Linked DNA regions of Homo sapiens: regions 2, 3 and 4 are each linked to region 1. A link is a contact called in ENCODE Hi-C or POLR2A ChIA-PET data. All regions are on one chromosome and are shown on one strand. The core of a region is the stretch at or near the end of the contact, and the rest is flanking DNA. Distances in the headings are between cores, read along the strand shown. Region 1 holds the start of LNCRNA-IUR (lncRNA imatinib upregulated). Region 2 overlaps MAML2 (mastermind like transcriptional coactivator 2). Region 3 overlaps MAML2 (mastermind like transcriptional coactivator 2). Region 4 holds the start of C11orf97 (chromosome 11 open reading frame 97).

What was found. Hi-C counts contacts between places; a loop is a spot of excess contacts on that map. ChIA-PET counts read pairs that join two places held with the same protein, here RNA polymerase II (POLR2A). Pooled maps may share reads with other maps.
Region 2: a loop to region 1 is called in a map with no recorded cell type, with 8 times the contacts of the local background. The contact joins the enhancer-like site here to the promoter of LNCRNA-IUR in region 1. A Hi-C loop is called at or near these places in 2 of 37 single-sample maps with no recorded cell type and 9 of 50 pooled maps. POLR2A ChIA-PET finds 5 or more read pairs at or near these places in 2 of 52 experiments (WTC11 and activated CD8-positive, alpha-beta T cell).
Region 3: a map of naive thymus-derived CD4-positive, alpha-beta T cell shows a loop between it and region 1 (4-fold over the local background). The contact joins the enhancer-like site here to the promoter of LNCRNA-IUR in region 1. A Hi-C loop is called at or near these places in 1 of 168 maps with a recorded cell type or tissue (naive thymus-derived CD4-positive, alpha-beta T cell), 2 of 37 single-sample maps with no recorded cell type and 10 of 50 pooled maps.
Region 4: a loop to region 1 is called in a map of CD4-positive, alpha-beta memory T cell, with 4 times the contacts of the local background. The contact joins the promoter of C11orf97 here to the promoter of LNCRNA-IUR in region 1. A Hi-C loop is called at or near these places in 3 of 168 maps with a recorded cell type or tissue (CD4-positive, alpha-beta memory T cell, dorsolateral prefrontal cortex and naive thymus-derived CD4-positive, alpha-beta T cell) and 7 of 50 pooled maps.

Annotation. Positions count from the first base shown.
Region 1 is chr11:95,149,078-95,151,866 of GRCh38, forward strand. LNCRNA-IUR (lncRNA imatinib upregulated) reads left to right here and starts at 1,462. Exons shown (of 3, transcript NR_110303.1): 1 at 1,462-2,671. RefSeq lists enhancers at 1,248-1,789, 1,790-2,331, 1,932-2,061 and a silencer at 2,582-2,691.
Region 2 is chr11:96,054,887-96,057,675 of GRCh38, forward strand. The region is part of intron 2 of MAML2 (mastermind like transcriptional coactivator 2); the gene reads right to left. Among named protein-coding and RNA genes, the nearest start is that of MTMR2, 130 kb to the left of the region's middle. Within about 2 kb of position 1,330, at least 6 of the 41 ENCODE cell types and tissues checked have a DNase peak (open chromatin) inside an H3K27ac peak, as active enhancers do.
Region 3 is chr11:96,010,795-96,013,583 of GRCh38, forward strand. All of the region lies in intron 2 of MAML2 (mastermind like transcriptional coactivator 2), which reads right to left. Among named protein-coding and RNA genes, the nearest start is that of MTMR2, 88 kb to the left of the region's middle. RefSeq lists an enhancer at 1,243-1,846. Within about 2 kb of position 1,422, at least 17 of the 41 ENCODE cell types and tissues checked have a DNase peak (open chromatin) inside an H3K27ac peak, as active enhancers do.
Region 4 is chr11:94,511,137-94,513,925 of GRCh38, forward strand. C11orf97 (chromosome 11 open reading frame 97) reads left to right here and starts at 1,325. Exons shown (of 4, transcript NM_001190462.2): 1 at 1,325-1,537. The coding sequence starts at 1,393. It also overlaps a transcript of MRE11 not described here. RefSeq lists an enhancer at 983-1,501 and a silencer at 1,354-1,573.

The sequences.
Region 1 (2,789 bases), core at 212-2,711:
TGAACTTTAGAGGGATTAAATGCCTTGCCCCAAACCAAGTAACCACTTAGCGACAGAGCCAGGGTTTGAACACAGTCATGTCTCAGTCCACATTCCATGTGCTTTCCACTGAGCTCCATGTTACAGGTTGGGCTCCCCAGGAATCAGTCTCTGAGATGACAGTAGCATGCAGGAAGTTAGCAAAAAAGTGCTCAAGGGGAACACACGTGGGGAAGGGGAAAACTCAGGATTAGGCAAAGGAGAAGGTGGGCAGGTAGAACTAGAGCCAAGCAAATGCCAGCCAGCCTTTTTGGAGGGTTTGGGTGGATAACGGACAATGTCAAAAACAGCATTAATTTTCAATCCTGGGTGGTGGAAAGACTATATATATGTATGTATATATGTATGTATGTATGTATGTGTATGTGTGTATGTATGTGTGTATGTATGTGTGTGTATGTATGTATGTATGTATGTATATGTATGTGTGTATGTGTGTGTGTGTATGTATGTATGTATGTGTGTATGTATGTATGTGTAATTTCTCTATGTCAGACACTGCTGGGTTTGTGCTCCCCTCTATAATCTACTGATTGTGGGACTTCACACGAGGTACAAAACATAAGTGACCTAATAAGCCCTCTAGACAGGGCTTCAGGGAGGAGCCAAGGCTGGCACATAGTCAGAGGGCAGGAAAAGTTCCACTCCCTCCGTGTGATTAGGAGGGCTGCTTTGTTTTCTTCCCAGGCAGAGACCTCAAAGAAAAGTGTGACTTGTGGCAATCATTGGAATGCTCTAACGGGAGGGAGCCCTAAGCTAAGGGGAGGGGCTGTATCAGCCCCGGGAGGGCGAGGGACAAAGGGGCATTGTTTCCCTGGAGGGCAGGCTGGGGCAAGGCTGACTCCACTGCCGGCCTGGGCGTGGGCAGGTTTGCTCCCGGGAGGAGAAGGCCTCCATCCTGGCCCACAATAGCCAACCCAAAACAGTTCTGGCAAAATTAAAAGACGCAGGAAAATGCCAGCGACCGTTTATTTTCTCCTAGGGTAGATGGGGGAGAAAGCAGCTCCTTTTTCTGGGCTGAATGGAGTCTCAGGGAGGGGGCTAGGTGACAGCATCGCCCTTTCCTCTCCGGCTATTGCGCACCTTCTGGAGCCTCGCTCAGCCTGCTCCCTCCGGCGTAATACGCCAATGCTGCTACCCACAACGCACAGACCAGAAACCAGGATAGACAGAAGCCTAGAATGGCCTGGCATCGAGCAGGCCCAGCGCAAACGCAAGGTCTCTTCCTCTCCTTTCGGTGAACCCCACGCCCAGTCCCGAGAGAGAGAGCGGATGCTCATTTCCGAAAGCTGGCAATCCTGCAGTGGCCACTGGAAAAATACATATACGTGTGTGTGTGTGTGTGTGTGTGTGTGTGTGTGTGTGTGCGCGCGCGCGCACACAGTGCATATCGTGCCCATCTACAAGGAAACCTGGAGGCTCCACAAACAACTTTGAGTCCCGGGAGGGCGGAGGTGGAGAGAGATTCTCCGCTTGGATAAGGGCGGCTGGATAGCCGAGTACTCTCTTTTGGGGCTGTTGGCCGTCTCCGGAGTCTCGGGAGCGCCTTGATGTCCCTTCCCAGGGCTCGGGTTCCTTTGAGAGAATCAAGAGGAAGGTGTTTTTCACTAGGACTCGCGGTGGGCCCCACCTGCCTACCGTGGCCGGCCGGGAGCTATTACAGCAGGGTCTGCCCGTCCGACGACGGCGGCTCCAATCTGGGGTCCCGCCGGCGCCGACCCCTCAGCTCTCTCCCGATACCTGCTGGCCTCTCTCATCTTTGGTGGCACTCGCCGCCACGGGGACGGTGAGATCAAAGAGGTAGACCTAGGCCAGGAGGGACTGCCAGGGCTCCTTCCCGCGGGCCAGCCTCTCGTCCTTCCTCCCGGGACGGGGCTCTTTCCCTTTCTCCGGATGCGGGCCTTTGAGAGTCAGCGACGCCTTAGACTCCTCCCAGAAAAATGCACCCTCATCTACCCAATTCTGCCCTACCCTTTGGAGCTCCTGGACCCTCTAACCGCTCGGTGGGGTCAGAGCCCACCCCCGGAAGGGCCGCTGGTCGGGGACTGGTTCGCCCTCTCCTGGCCTCCTCGGACCAGTGCGCGGGGAGGATCCCGCTAACGCCGGGCGCCTGCAGACCTTGAGCGGCCTCGCCCTGGTGACCTCCCCGGGAAAGGCTGGGCGGTGCTTCCACAATGAGGGCCACCTGTTAATTTGCACGAGAAAGTGCTGCCGAGGGCCCACACGTGCGAATCCACCTGTGGAGTGCGTCCCCTCTCTGGGGCCAAGGCCTAGGGGAGGCCGAAGCGGAGAAGTTGCCTGAAGACTGGGAAGTAAGAGTAGGGGCGTCGGAGGAATCGAAGTTGCAGTGACATCAGGCTCGGACAGCCGGCGGACTCCTCGCAAGGTGATCGGATACTTCCGAGAGCCCCACAGTCCTCCTGGGCCTTTGCCCTCGCGTCTGGGATGCGCTCGGGCGCCCCCAGTCTGCGATGCGTTCGTACCTCCAGTAGGGTGACGTTTTCGCCGGGCCCCTCTGCGAACAGTCTCCGCCCTCCTCCACTGTGAGATATTTCACAGTTTCACCCGCAGAGGGCAACCTTATTCCAAGTTCCCGAGCGCCCTAGGCCTCTTTCTCCTCCCTGCCTAACTGGTGAGGTGGGACTTCAATGCCTTTTAGGTTTACAGTCTTTTCCTCCCCACGGCTTCTCTTTCCTCCCCGTCTCAGGCACTGGGCATTTCCAGTCGATCCAGCAGGTCTGGCTTCTCTC
Region 2 (2,789 bases), core at 80-2,579, 910 kb after region 1:
TTTCTATTGTAGACAGTATAGTAGGGAGATTTCACTCTACCTGGGGCCTGGGAAGTAGTATTTACTTAAATTAGCAATCAGTCCATTCATTTAGATCTACTGTTCCATATGTTTTCTGTTCACATTATTTTGGTTACAGTATCTTAGCTATCCAGCAGATGGCATCTGCTTCAAAACTCTCCTAACTTCCATTTACATTTCAGGACAAACAGGATACTGATACATTGAAACCTCCCTTAATTGACTTCTACATTTAGTACCTAGAAAAGGTTGCTGGAAATATAATTAAGGGTAGACCATTCATTCCCTTTTTCTTGGTAAGAGTCATACTTCTCTCTTGCCATGCCCATGGCACTACCATGGACGCCTAAGAAAACCTCAATAATTTGAAAGGAAACATAATCAGAATTAAACCCACAAGCTCTCTTTAAAAATCTATTACTTTAATTGCTTTCAGCACTACACAAGAGCTTAGTATTAATGGCAGATTTAGACAAGCAAAGCTAATCTCAAACCTCCTCTAAGAGAGGAAAGAGGCAGGGGGGAAAAAAAAGAGCCAGCTACTCCAAGAAGTGAGGGTAAATGAATACACAAAGCTTTATGCATAGTTACCATACAGAGCCTTTTCTCTCTATACTTTGTATGAAAAGATGGGTGTGATTGAATGACTTCTAACGTTTAATGACACCTTTGCTCCAGTGCTTTGTAAAGCTCACACATGAATACACTGATCCATTTCCAGATGATCCTGGGGCCCCCATCCTTTTGTGTCAAGCACAAAGAAAAAGGAGAGAGAGGGAGAGACAGAGACAAAGAAACAGCCCATGTAACCAAGCGCCGAACATGATTTGAACAACCAACTTAGTAAACATCAATCTTAGGCTGTGTTATGTGAAATGGAGTCATACTCCAAAAGAAATGTTGGCTACATTTAAAAGATCACTTTGTCTAAAGAAAATGCCAAGTTGAATTTTCATGTACTAAGTCATCTTTCTACAAGAAGCTGACAAGACAAAAGCAACAAAGTGAAAAGGTAAAAAATGGCTCATTTGAAAAAAAGTAATAGCATTATAACCTTTTTTTTAAAAGGGTCTGGTTTCCTTGTTTTATATTATTTGTCAGGGATCAATGTGGCCATGACAAAAGCAATGGGTTAGAAATCAAAAGACTTGTGTGACTTGCTGTGTTACTTTGTGAATCACTTCACCTCCCTGGAAGGCGGTTTTCATCTATGTAATATAAAGGATGGAACCAAATTACTTTTGGGTTCACCTTCAGCTCATGTTTGTTCTAACAGGGCATCCCTGCCCCCACAGGGCAGGCTCTTAGCACTCATTTGTGAGTGTGAGTCATAAGAAAGGATGGTGGAGCTTGGATAGTGGTGGGGTCTGGAGCTAGTTTGCCCAAACTGAGCCATTGGAAAGGATTCTAAAATTCTGAAGCATTTTAGAATCCTTTGGGTCACATGTTCTCTCTTTTAGTTTTATGGCTATTTTCTGAGGAAAAAAAAAAAAAAAAAAGCCCAGGTTGGGAATCCAAAGTCTTTGACATGAATCTCTTTTGTTCTAACTTTTAGCTCAAAATAAAGTGCATTTGACCATTCAATTCTTTATGTGTAGCATCATGCACATTCATGAATCTCTTTAAATCTGGAATTTAAAAATGCCTGACATCTCCTGCCACAGCCGCTGTTAATATACACAATAGATTCTTCAGAAATGCAAGGTTAGAACATTTGAAGCATGAGAATACTGATTTACATGGAAGCTGAGAGTATACAGTATCAATAAAATGTACCTTTGACATCTTGGCTTCCAGAGAAATACACTTTCTTTGTTCATTCACAAGTCTACTCTATTTCCACCTCAGATTTAATTATCTTCCCAGTTCTCATTTGCGTATGTGTAGGCTACCATTCACAATACACCAAGCCCTACGTGTGGGAGGCACAAATCTTTTCATTCAAAAAATAATAATGTGGACAAGCCATTTTGACTGCAAAGTAAGTGCTTTAGACAAAGGCAAGAGGATGTTAATTGTATTCTAAGAATACCAATGTCCTTGAAATGAAATTTGTTGTTTGGTGTATTGATCTACATCAGTAGTGTAGACTTTCAATGATCTAGTTTCACCTTCTGAGTTTGCTGATTAAAGAAATGCAGCCCGAGAAGTATAAAAGGTTTGCCCCCAAATCACCCAGATCTACAGTAGCAGAAGTAGGACAAGAACTTGGGGTTTTCTTTTTTGTTTATGACTTACACACTAGAATCAGTTATACATCCATGAGTGCCATGGATGCCAGGATCTCACTACTGCTGTGCATCCTTTCTGTTTCTCTGACTCTCAAATTTATTCTCTTTGAAGTGAGCTCTCTAGAAGCCATTTCGTTCCTGATTTGGAGTTGATATCCCCTGCATGCCTCTCTCACATCCTTTTAACTTCTCCTAAATGCAACTTAAGCCAAAATAACGTCATTTATCCATCCCTCCATCTCTTCAATGTCTGTCCATTTATCTATCCATCTATTCATTCATACATCCAGGCATCTATCCATTTCTCCATCCAAAAACAAACAACCTCAGAGTGTCGAGTCCTAATCTAGACCTGGTAACCAAAATAAAATAGTATTGTTCCTCAAAAAGCTCCTAATAGAGCTGAGTTTGCTCCTGAATAATCTTTTTAAAAAGTATGCCAGTTTTATAGTTTTTCTTAACAATTATTTTAAAAAGATTCACATTATTACGACAAATGTTTCACTTTCCTTATTTTCTAAATACAGCAACACTTCA
Region 3 (2,789 bases), core at 172-2,671, 860 kb after region 1:
GAATATCACTAACAGTTTTAGTTGTTCTATATTAGTACTTTCATATAAGTATATATTTTAAAAGTAATTTCATGATGATGCAATTATGTTTAGAAGAAATTCAGAGTTTTATAAGGTCACTTTAATCCAGAAAAATATTCTTTAAAGTTTAAAAATACTGTTTTTTTCCTCCTTTAAAATGTTCCATTGATATTTTATTGCAGTAAAATATTCAAAAATGGTTATGCTTACTATTTCTCATCAGTCAGAATGGCTCTTATTAAAAAGTCAAAATATAATACATGTTGATGAGGTTGCAGAGAAAAGGGAATGCTTATGCACTGCTGGTGGGAATTGTAGTTCAGCCACTGTGGAAAGCAGTTTGGAGATTTCTCAAGGAACTAAAAATAGAACTACCATTTGACCCAGCAATTCTATTACTGAGTATCTACCTTAAAGGAAAATAAGTCATTCTACCAAAAAGCCACCTGCACTTATATGTTCATTGCAACACTGTTTACAAAAGCAAAGACATGGAACCAACCAAGGTATCTACCAATGTTGAATTAGTAAGAAAATATGGTACATATACACCATGAAATACTACATAGCCATAAAAAAGAATTAAATCACGTCCTTTTGTAGCAACATGGATGCAGCTGGAGGCCATTCTTGTAAGTGAATGAACACAGAAAGAAAAACCAAATACCATATGTTCTCACTTATAAGTGAGAGCTAAACATTGAGTACACATGGACATAAAGCTGGGAACAACAGACACTGGGGACTCCAAAAGGGGGAGGGTGGGAGAGAGGCTGGGGCAGACAAAGTACCCATTGGGTACTATGTTCACTATTTGGGTGACGGGATCAATAGAAGCCCAAACCTCATCATCATGCAATATAACCATGGAGCAAATCTGCACATGTACCCCTTGAATCTAAAAACAAGCAAACAAAAAAATGGTTATATAAAAGTCTGCAAGCTGTAATCAATGACAGAATAAATGGAATTTTTTTTCTTAGCCTTTAGGAAAATGCCAAGACATATTCCCACCTCTCACATGAGTTGGTGGTTTAAGAATTTGGTTTGCAAAACACAATTTAATATTTTATTTATAGAAGTCAAGAGAAATGGTAACAATTTAAAATTTTGATTCTTGAATATCTGTGCTTGTTAAAAAGAAAAGGTGTGTGGGTGTGTTGAAGGGTTTTTATTCCATTACTACCATAAAATCTACTTTTATTTACGTCTTTTAGAATCAAACTTTTAAAACATTTGCTAAAATTTCATAAATCTCATATGCCAAAATTCAGCTGAGCCAAACTCTTAGTTACCTGTTCTCCGTTTTTGAGCTGCAGTAGCATTTGGTAAACAGAATGCCCAGAACCTCCTCTGAAAGCACCACTAGCAGGCACTGTGAGAGCATTTTCATTCAAGTTCATTCGACTTGGGCAAAAAGAGAACAGCGGCTTACATCAACTGAGGATCAGTGAACACAATCTCATAGCAACAGACACCAAAACAGTCCCTCATTACAAGCCTTGTCCAACAATCAAGTCTTTAACGAGAACAAAGGTTGACAGTGATTAATCATTAAGCGGTTCCCTGTTCCTTGCTGCACGTGTTCACAGCAGCCTCCTACAGAGGCAGTCTGGCATATTTCCTGTCTCTGTGCTCCACTGTGCCATGTCTGAAGGGACGCCCAGGCAGCCTTCTCACTATTTTAATTTCAAATGCTACAAACATCTACAGAGTCTCTATGTGCACATGTCTTGACTTTTATTCTGAGCCTGGCAGACTCTGAATGGATATAGGGAGTATGAACATAATAAGCCGTTAACTCCACATCTGCTTACTAGATTATGTTCAAAGACAGTATAAGAAATTGATTAAACACTGTTTTCTAGAATAAACCTTTGAAATCTGTTTGTTTCCTTAAGCAACACAATGATAAGTTGCTATAATTTAGTTGTGCAGTGAACAGAAGATACCTTCACTACTGTTTCTACATAAAAATAGCTTCTGTGTTGTCAAAGCACCATGCTTTGACAAGCAACAAAAACATTTTCAGAAACCTCTTTCAAATAATTCTGTTTCACAAGGCAACAGAATTATAAAGTCAACTAATGCTGCCACCATTTTATTCAATGTTCCCTTTTCCTGTGTCTTTTTTATGACCTGTCTGGGCATTATCTATCTTAGTTGGTCATGCAATAGCATATGTATTCACCTTAACAGACTAACTTGGAGGGTTTTTATTTTCTCTCTTTCAACATGTACATTTCACTGATGACCATGTTGCCTGTAAACTGCTAGGAGCTCAGGTGAAAAGAGAGAGTTATGAGATACAGATTTCTGAGAGGTGAGGGGCAAGGGTTAATTGAAATTTTTAAAATGATCAAGGGAAGTAGGTTATGTATCAACAAACATATTGTTTTTCCAATAACAAATGTCACATTTAAGAACAACAAAATGAGATAACCCTAAGCATTCTTTGTATCTATTCACTTCTCTCTTCAAAGTAATCAGAATTAAGTAATGTGAGGTCTCCAGTAGCTCATGTAGTAGATTATAACTAGTCCATCTACAATATAAAAGCTAAAGTATAAAATCCAACCACAAAGTGATACAGGACTGCTAGGAAGGGAAGAGTGTGGTCCCTTTAAATGACATGGAATGGGGGAAGCAAAGTACTGGGTAGAGAAAGGCAGGTCCCTGGCAAGGGCTCCACTCCAACGACCTAGGTGAGGACAGGCACTTCCTGCCCAAATGTTGCATTTCCCAAGACCACCTGGGCCTGCCACAAC
Region 4 (2,789 bases), core at 75-2,574, 640 kb before region 1:
AACGCAACCTTTCCACACAACCTTTTAATTGCCTCTCGCTCTCTCTCTATATATATAGATAGATATAGATAGATATCTCTCTACAGAGAGAAAGAAAGAGAGAGCGATCTCCTGCTTTTGCTATGTGAGCTGCCTGTTCCTCCTTTGCCTTCCACCATGATTGTAAGTTTCCGGAGGCTTCACCAGAAGCCAAGCAGATGCCAGCATCATGCTTCCTGTAAAGCCTGAAGAACTGTGAGCCAACTAAACCTTTTTTCTTTATAAATTACCCAGTTTCAGGTATATAGCAATGCAAGACTAGCCTAATACAATTGTCATAGTAATGTAAACAAATATTACTCTAGCCAAAATTTCAATTTATCTATAATGGGAGTATAAAGGAGCAATAAGTATATGTGACACAGGGAGTATGAAAGAGAGAGAAATCTCGTCTTTCATCGTAGGAAATCAACATGATATCTAAAATTGAAAAACATAAAAAGCAGCAATATAAGGATTTGGTATTAAAAGTGTTTGGCTCTGGGGTACAGTGGAGACAGAAGAGGTCTCCTATATTTGGTTGCAAGCCTTGTAGAACGATTTAATACTATAAAACAATGCACATTCAACTTCCATAAAATTAACACCACAACGTAATCCATTTTTAAGGCCTGCAAAACCAAACCAAGACAAAAGCAACCTTATGCTCCAAATAAAACCCTGAATTTTTCTACTTGCTCTTCAAATTAAAATTTGCTGAATTTGATTTCATCTGTAAAGTTAGTTATTAGTTTGTTATTTTGTGAATACAAAAGAGCTTGGAAACTACAATGTGCTTAATATAATAATTCACAACGTGAAAGTTGGGAATCCTCAGTATTTACTTATTCAATCACGTTGCGTGTGTGTAGCAGGGAGCAGGACGCGACAGGCACAAGGCTGCGTGAAACCAGCGACGGTGCCTTGCACTCACCTGCACACCGGTTCCACTTCTAACTTTTCTGTTCTGGGCAGTGATCTGTTCTGTCGGCTTGGGACCAGACTTCTGAGTCCACATTCCAACGGTGCCGCTTCCTAGCTATGAGGCCTTATGCAGTTTCCTTCGCTTTTTCTGAATCTCGGATTCTCTGGGAATAGTAAAGCCTCTCTTGCCGAGCTCGTGTGAGAAATTAACAATAAATTAACGAGAAATTAATGGAAAGTCCTTTGCTTTGGTCAATGATAATAATAACCCCAGCCCCATAACTTCAGCACCTTCTTTGGTGCGCGGAATACCTAGGGCCTCGGAAGGCCGGCTGGGGGCGGGGAGAATCGGCAGTCACTATGGCAACCCGAGACGCCTCGCATGCTGGGCTGCCTGCGACTGAGCTGAGAAGGAAACCGTGCCCAGGGCTCTCGGAAGACCGCTGCGGCATGACAGGCGAGGAGGCGGTGGTGGTGACCGCAGTGGTGGCGCCCAAGGCGGGTCGCGAAGAGGAGCAGCCTCCTCCGCCAGCAGGGCTGGGGTGCGGGGCGCGCGGGGAACCCGGCCGCGGCCCCCTAGAGCACGGCCAGCAGTGTGAGTTCAGCTCCAGCCGCGGACGCTACTGGGAGGAGGGGCGTGGAGAACGAGTGACAGGGCAATTGGGGGAAACCGCAGTGGGACTGGCTGAGAAGGTTTGGGGCAGGGGAGGTGGAGCTGCTGCTTTTGGCAGAACCAGAGATGATGGCACTGTGGCAGAAAGCATAGGTCCATCTTTCCAAGCCCTCCTTCCCGATAGCCTGCCTGAATTCAGGGTCTGGGCATCAGCTCCAATTTAATCATAGTGGCGTTATTCTGAAAGGAATTAACACACACACACACACACACACATTTATATGTATACCATTTTATATACACATTTGTATATGTATATGTGTATGTATGTATGTATGCGTATACACCCTTAGAAACACGCAGCTCATTTTGCCAGTTATTTCATTTTACAGATGAGGAAATTGAGATCTAGACCAGAGGAAAGAGACTTGCCACAGCCAGTCAGTGCAGGCGAAATACTAAAATCACTTTTAACTTCCATCTCTTGGACTCTCAGTCTACAATTACCCAATCCTTTTAGAATCTCATAATTATGGGCTACATTTTAACGCACTGTTCTTTGCTCTCTGCCCTGACAAACACACAATATTCAAATAGGTAAAGACAGTTCTGGCCCACAGCCATAATGGAAGTGGTTGTAATTTGAGTCCTAGCCAGGTTGTTATTCACCCATACTGTTTCATGAATTAACAGATATTTCACAGCCTCTTGCACCCCCAGGTCTTCAGTAGGTGCTAAGGAATGATGGTGAGAAGAATAAGCCAGAGGAACAGAGTAGTTTCCAGCCTTCCTGCAGCACCTTCTTGACTGCATCTCTGGAGAGCAGACTGGGTTTCTCCAAGGTTCCTCTGCACCGGGAGGCCCCAGGAGGGAGGGTTGGGCTGAAGCACCTCCATACTTGTGCTTGGTGGACCACACACTCTCCTCCCCAGAGACCTCATCAAGAAGTTACAGAACTACTGCCTCCTGGTGAAAGGGGCCTCTTCCCTGGGCATCAGCTCCAGTATGACTATGAAATGTCATTCCTTTTGTTATTATTATCAGCAGCATGCAGAGGCCTTGCTTAGAGCACATAAATTCAGTATACTTGGGTAATGGAGATTCTTTACTCCTACTTAAAATTATTATGATTATTATTATTTTTAGACAACTCTGTTGCCAGGCTGGAGTGCAGTGGCATGATCTGGGCTCACTGCAACTCAGCCTCCTGGGTTCAAGCAATTCTCATGCATCA